2 separate regions of the Homo sapiens genome follow, and region 1 is linked to region 2. The links are chromatin contacts, found by Hi-C or POLR2A ChIA-PET in ENCODE. All regions are on one chromosome and are shown on one strand. The core of a region is the stretch at or near the end of the contact, and the rest is flanking DNA. Distances in the headings are between cores, read along the strand shown. Region 1 overlaps MICAL3 (microtubule associated monooxygenase, calponin and LIM domain containing 3). Region 2 overlaps MICAL3 (microtubule associated monooxygenase, calponin and LIM domain containing 3).

Region 1 (2,821 bases), core at 140-2,639, 68 kb after region 2:
CCAACGCTTTGGGAGGCTGAGGCAGGAGAATCATTGAGACTAGGAGTTCGAGGCCAGCCTGGGCAACACAGCGAGACCCCATCTCCACTAAAAATAAAAAAAAAATTGTCCAGGCATAGGGGTGCATGCCTGTAGTCCCAGCTACTCAGGAGACTGAAGAAGGAGGATTGCTTGAGCCCAGGAGTTCCAGGCTGCAGTGAGCTATGATCATGCCACCGCACTCCAGCCTGGGTGACAGAGCAAGACCCTAACTCGAAAAAAGAAAAAGAAACAAGAATAATCATTTTCCACAGACTGACAGGCAATGGAGGAGAGGAAAGCTGAAAGAGAAGGTGTTTGGAACTGTAACTGAGCGGCTGTTCTGTTCAGGAGATGGCCTTCCTCCTGGAGGCAGCAGGGACTGGCAGGAGCTTTGTGAAGGAAAGTACGGTCCCCGCCCTCTGCAGCTTAGATGCTCAAGACAAGTGATCGGTGAGCCCTAGGCCTGCTCTCCCTCTAGGCCACTGCTGGGCCTTCTGCCCCCTGGGCAGCCTAGCATGCGTGCTGGGGAACCGCTGCAGGTGTGTGGGTGCAGAGACGGGCAGGTACCTACCCACCTGTATGGAACAGCTGCCACGTCACTATTTACCTATGGCAGGTACTCCGAGCAAGAGCAATTGGAGAGATGCTAGCTTCAAAGACAGAAACAGCACTGTCACTGGGAACTTTCTCGATCACTGTCCTGTGGTGTGGACAAGAACATCCTTATTCTTCATAAACCCACACTGAATTATTTAGGGTAAAGGGGCACAATGTCTTCAATTTTCAAATTGGTCTGAAAAAAATGCATCTACACACTGGAAGAATGATAAAGCAAATGGGGTCAAACGATCAAATCTAATAAATCCAGGTAATAGATGGGGAGTGCCTGCACTCCTCCTGCAACTTCTCTGTAAACAGGAAATTATATCAAAATAGAGTTGCCCTAAAGGTGGCTACCTGTGGCTCCACAAACAGGCGGGCAGGCTGCCCCAGTCACAGCAGGGGGCACCTGCTGCCCAGAACACCCGAAGCCAAGGCAGCAGAGAAACCGGCACAGCACTGCCCCCAGGGAGACATGGGGACAGCTAACAATGCTGATGGAAGTCTGCGAGCATCCGATATCTCTTGGGTTTTTCTTCAGAACCAAGTCATACTCCTGGCACTTGGAAAACAAGGCCAGCTTTACCAACAGGGGGCTGGAAAGGCACCTACCCAGCATTATCCGGGGCGCTGCCCTCTCCTTATCCTTTCTATCTTATCAGTGTCCTCTTCTCAAAATGTATCTGGCATCAGGTCCCTTCCACTCCACATCCACTGCCAACATCCTGTTCCAGTTCCTTGTCATGTCACACCTGAATCATCCCCATCTGCCAGGGGTGGGCACACCACCACCCACACGCCAGATCCAGCCTGCAGGCCAAAGAATGGTGTTTACATTTCTGGGTTTTTTTTGGTTTTGTTTCCTGAGACGGAGTCTCACTCTGTCGCCCAGGCTGGAGTGCAGTGACGCGATCTTGGCTCACTGCAACCTCCACCCTCCGAGTTCAAGTGGTTCTCCTGCCTCAGCCTCCCAAATAGCTGGGACTACAGGCGCCTGCAACCGCGCCCGGCTAATTTTTTTGTATTTTTAGTAGAGACGGGGGTTTCACCATCTTGGCCAGGCTGGTCTTGAACTCCTGACCTCGTAATCCACCCGCCTCAGCCTCCCCAAGTGCTGGGATTACAGGCATGAGCCACCGCGCCTGGCCTGGTGTTTACATTTCTAAAGGGCTGGGGAAAAAAATTAAAAGGAAGCTATTTTGTGACATGTAAAAATGACATAAAATTTAAGTTTCAGAGGCCACAAATAAAAGCATTACTGGAATCCAGCCACAGCTATCCACTTCTGTGCTCTCTGTGGCTGCCTTCACACAACAGCAGAGGGGAGCAGCCGCGGAGTCCAACCAGCTCATGGAACCTAAAACATTTACCTTCCGGCCTTTTACAGAAACAAATTTGCTGACTCCTCCCCGGCTGATCTTGCTTGACTCAGTTCTCCCGCCTCCACAAGATTAACTGACCTAAAACTCGACTTCCGCCGTCGCTCTGTGTTCAAACCCCCGGCAGGTTCCCCGATGCCCATAAAGCCCACACTGTACCCTGACATCCATTTGACCAGGAGAATAAACAAGAAAGCCCTCAACGCCATGCCTTTGCTCATGCTGTTCTCTGCCTTTCAGGAAGCCCTTCCTGCCTTCCACCGCTAAGCCTGCCGCTACCTTACCTTGCCCTTGCAGTCAGGGCAAGGCTCTGGGAATGCTCCCAGCTCCCTGTGCTCTGCTCCCACAGCTCCCTATACTTACCCTCATCATAGCTCTTACCACACAGCGCTGAAATCAACTATTTGTGTGTCTGTCTTGCCAGCTGCAGCAAGATCCCAGAGGGCAAGGAATACATCTTATTTATCTCCCACCACCCAGACAGAACCCGGTACAGCAGCTCATCAATGCTGAAGGCAACCCCAGCCTGGCCAGGCTGGCCTCCTCGCTGCCCCTGAATGCATGCTGCTCACGCTCAACCCTGAGCCTGCGCTCACCCCAGCACCCCCACATCTCACTTAAGACAATCCTACCATGGCCTGAGCACAGTTCAAATTGCATCTCCTCCGTAGGCCCACAGAAGTCAACATGGTCACAGGTTCAAACCCCCAACTCCTCTCACCCATGTGCCAAGTGCCCTTGCACAAGATGCTTCTGTCTCTGGGTCCTCATCTGTAAAGAGGGAATGACTCAGTATCCCCTAACTTGCAGGGCTGACAACG
Region 2 (2,700 bases), core at 182-2,681:
ATACTAGTGAGCATCTATTATGGGCCGAGGACTCTTCTACGCTCCAGAAATAACAGCAGTGAACAGAGAAAACAAGCTCTGACTTCCAGGGCACGAGCCTTCTAATGCAGCTGACACATATATTCAAATGCCAGCTTCTCAGTGTGGACTTCCCTGGTCACATCGTTTAAACCTGCTCATCCTCTTTCCCTGGTTTTCTCCAAAGCACTTACCACAACTTGACATACTCCAAATGTTTTTGGTTTTTGTGGGTTTTTTTTTTTTTTGAGACAGGCTCACTCTGTCACCCAGCCTGGAGTGCAGTGGCATAATCATAGCTCAGTGCAGCTTCCTCAGCTCAGGCGATTCTCCTGCCTCAGGCTCCTGAGTAGCTGGGACCACAGGTGCACACCACCAAGCATAGCTAATTGTTTTTTACTTGTAGAGATAGGGCCTATGTTGCCCAGGCTAGTCTTGAACTCCTGGGCTTCAAGCAATCCTCTTGCCTTGGCCTCCCACTGGGATTACAGGTGTGAGCCACCACACTCAGCCTCTAAATGTTATTTACTTACAATCCATCTTTCTGCTACAATGTAAGTTCTGGAAGGGTGAGGATTTTTGCCATTTTATTCACTGTTGCGTCCTTGCACCTGGAACAGTCCCTGGACCACAACAGGTGGTGCACAGTGAGGACCACTTGATGAACAAACGGCTGTGTATATGAACTTCTCCAGGCAGAACTGAGTTAGGATATGAGACAGAAGTCGTATCAAATGAAAATGAACTGTGTGCTTTCAGGCAGTGGCACCAGGCTGGGAGTCACAGAGAATGGGACCCCTACAAGGAGAGTCCAGATGGCTTCTGCCCAGCGGGGGAGGTGCTCCCCTGGAGACCTGCCCTTTTTCCATGACCACGACCAGCCCTGGACCTGGCTCACACAGGCTCTGCCCAGCAGGCCCCACACCCAGCTCAGGACCTGTTCTTGCCATCAGAAGAGAGCCTGTCAGGAGCCAGGACCTGGAGGCAGCTTTGTTTCAATAGCCAAATAGCTTCAGTGTAACTGTTCCCTATAAAAAGAAACTGGTTTCTAAAGAACTGCGGTATCAGTGTCAGCAAATGCTATGCAACAGCCCCAGCCCACTACCCCAGAGACGAGTGAAGGACCCATAACACTTCTGATTCCAAGTTACCTGTATGGCTAACATCTGCATGAGAAAGCCACGAAGCTGCCACAAGCCCAGGTGTCAGACAAGGCAACATTTCTTCATTTGAGGCAGGAGGACACAGGACTCAAAGGGTTACTGCGCATTTCATACTTGCTGGGCGGTGACGGAGGAGGCAAGTGAGAGGGAAAGCTGCACGCGTGAAACGCCAGCCTTGGGAGTGGAATGGGGGTGGGACAAAAGCATATTTTCTGCAAGTCCCCGCAGTGAGGACTGATGTGGCTGTACCTGCCCCGTCATCTCCACCCATAGGTGGGGCCCCAATACTGCCTTCTACAATACCCCACTGGTTCCTCCAGCCTGACGCTGTGTCTTGGGGCCCCCAGCCCGTCCCCACCCTCCTAATGACCCTCTTCCGGTCATCTTTTCACTCCCTCTCCAATCTGGCCTCTGTCTCCAACACTCCACTGAGGGTGACGGTGGCTTTCAAGTGAGACAGGCTCAGACGCGTTCCGGTCTTATCTGGCTAGCTCCCTGGCTGCAGCGCTTCCTGGAACCCGCCCTCCCCTGGCTGTGCTCTGTCTCCTGCTTCTGCCCACTCTCCACACCGGCCTCCAGTCTCTCAGCTGCAATTCTTTCATCTGCCGCTCTCAAAAAATTGGATGGCCCTTGATTTTTATCATTCTGACCTTCCTCCAGAGATCCAAAGCTACTAAACATTTCCATTTAGCCATCCACAGGTGCCTCCCACCAAGGAAGTCTACCCCACACGGAGTCAAACCCACCACCCACCAAATGGAAATCTGGGGTCATCTCAGACCCTTCTCTGTTCTCCACTCCTCAACCCAATCTGCTGATTCTAACTTTAGAATGTTCATCTGCCTACCACAATCCTGGTGGAAGCCCCGAGATTCCCAGTGTGAAAGGAAAATAAATCTTGGGGCCCCAAACTCACTAAGCCAAAGGGAAAAGCCAAGCTGGGAAAGGGATCATGCAAACCCACCTTCCATTCTGGTTCCTAAATAAGATGACTACAAAGATGACTCCCTCGCATTTTGCCCACAAGGAAATTCCTTGTGGGCCCCAAGATCTTTACCCTAAAGCATTTCTGTTAAAATTCACCATGGCAATGTAAGTTGACAGCTTATCTTCACAGGTACGGGGACATAAGACAGAACTCAAAGTCATCTCTCTGCCCACCTGTGACAAAGGCATATCTGATTGTTTCCTCTGCTCTATTGTCTATGTTATCTCATGTAAAAAGGCAGATTCAGAGTCAAAGGCATGAATGACTATTTTTCCCTTCCCTCAACATGAAAACTGTGTATTTCACAATATCCCACTCTTTCTCCCTTAAATACTGAAGCTCTCAAAATCATCTTCGGAGAAAGGCATAGAACTGTCTCCCGGGTATGCAACCTTAACTTTGGCAAATGTATCTCTTAAAATGACTAAGACTTGAGACTGGCCTTGGTCATTTCCCTTGACTGACACTAGCTTGGACTAGCACAGCTGCCTCTTAATCTTTTCTTTTGTGTGTGTGATGGAGTCTTGCTCT

What was found. Hi-C counts contacts between places; a loop is a spot of excess contacts on that map. ChIA-PET counts read pairs that join two places held with the same protein, here RNA polymerase II (POLR2A). Pooled maps may share reads with other maps.
Region 1: a loop to region 2 is called in a map of B cell, with 6 times the contacts of the local background. The contact joins two enhancer-like sites. A Hi-C loop is called at or near these places in 24 of 168 maps with a recorded cell type or tissue (B cell, IMR-90, K562 and 18 more) and 12 of 50 pooled maps. POLR2A ChIA-PET finds 5 or more read pairs at or near these places in 7 of 52 experiments (AG04449, B cell, GM10248 and 4 more).

Annotation. Positions count from the first base shown.
Region 1 is chr22:17,986,987-17,989,807 of GRCh38, forward strand. All of the region lies in intron 1 of MICAL3 (microtubule associated monooxygenase, calponin and LIM domain containing 3), which reads right to left. Among named protein-coding and RNA genes, the nearest start is that of MIR648, 7.4 kb to the left of the region's middle. Within about 2 kb of position 1,390, at least 3 of the 41 ENCODE cell types and tissues checked have a DNase peak (open chromatin) inside an H3K27ac peak, as active enhancers do.
Region 2 is chr22:17,918,825-17,921,524 of GRCh38, forward strand. The region is part of intron 1 of MICAL3 (microtubule associated monooxygenase, calponin and LIM domain containing 3); the gene reads right to left. Among named protein-coding and RNA genes, the nearest start is that of MIR648, 61 kb to the right of the region's middle. Within about 2 kb of position 1,432, at least 21 of the 41 ENCODE cell types and tissues checked have a DNase peak (open chromatin) inside an H3K27ac peak, as active enhancers do.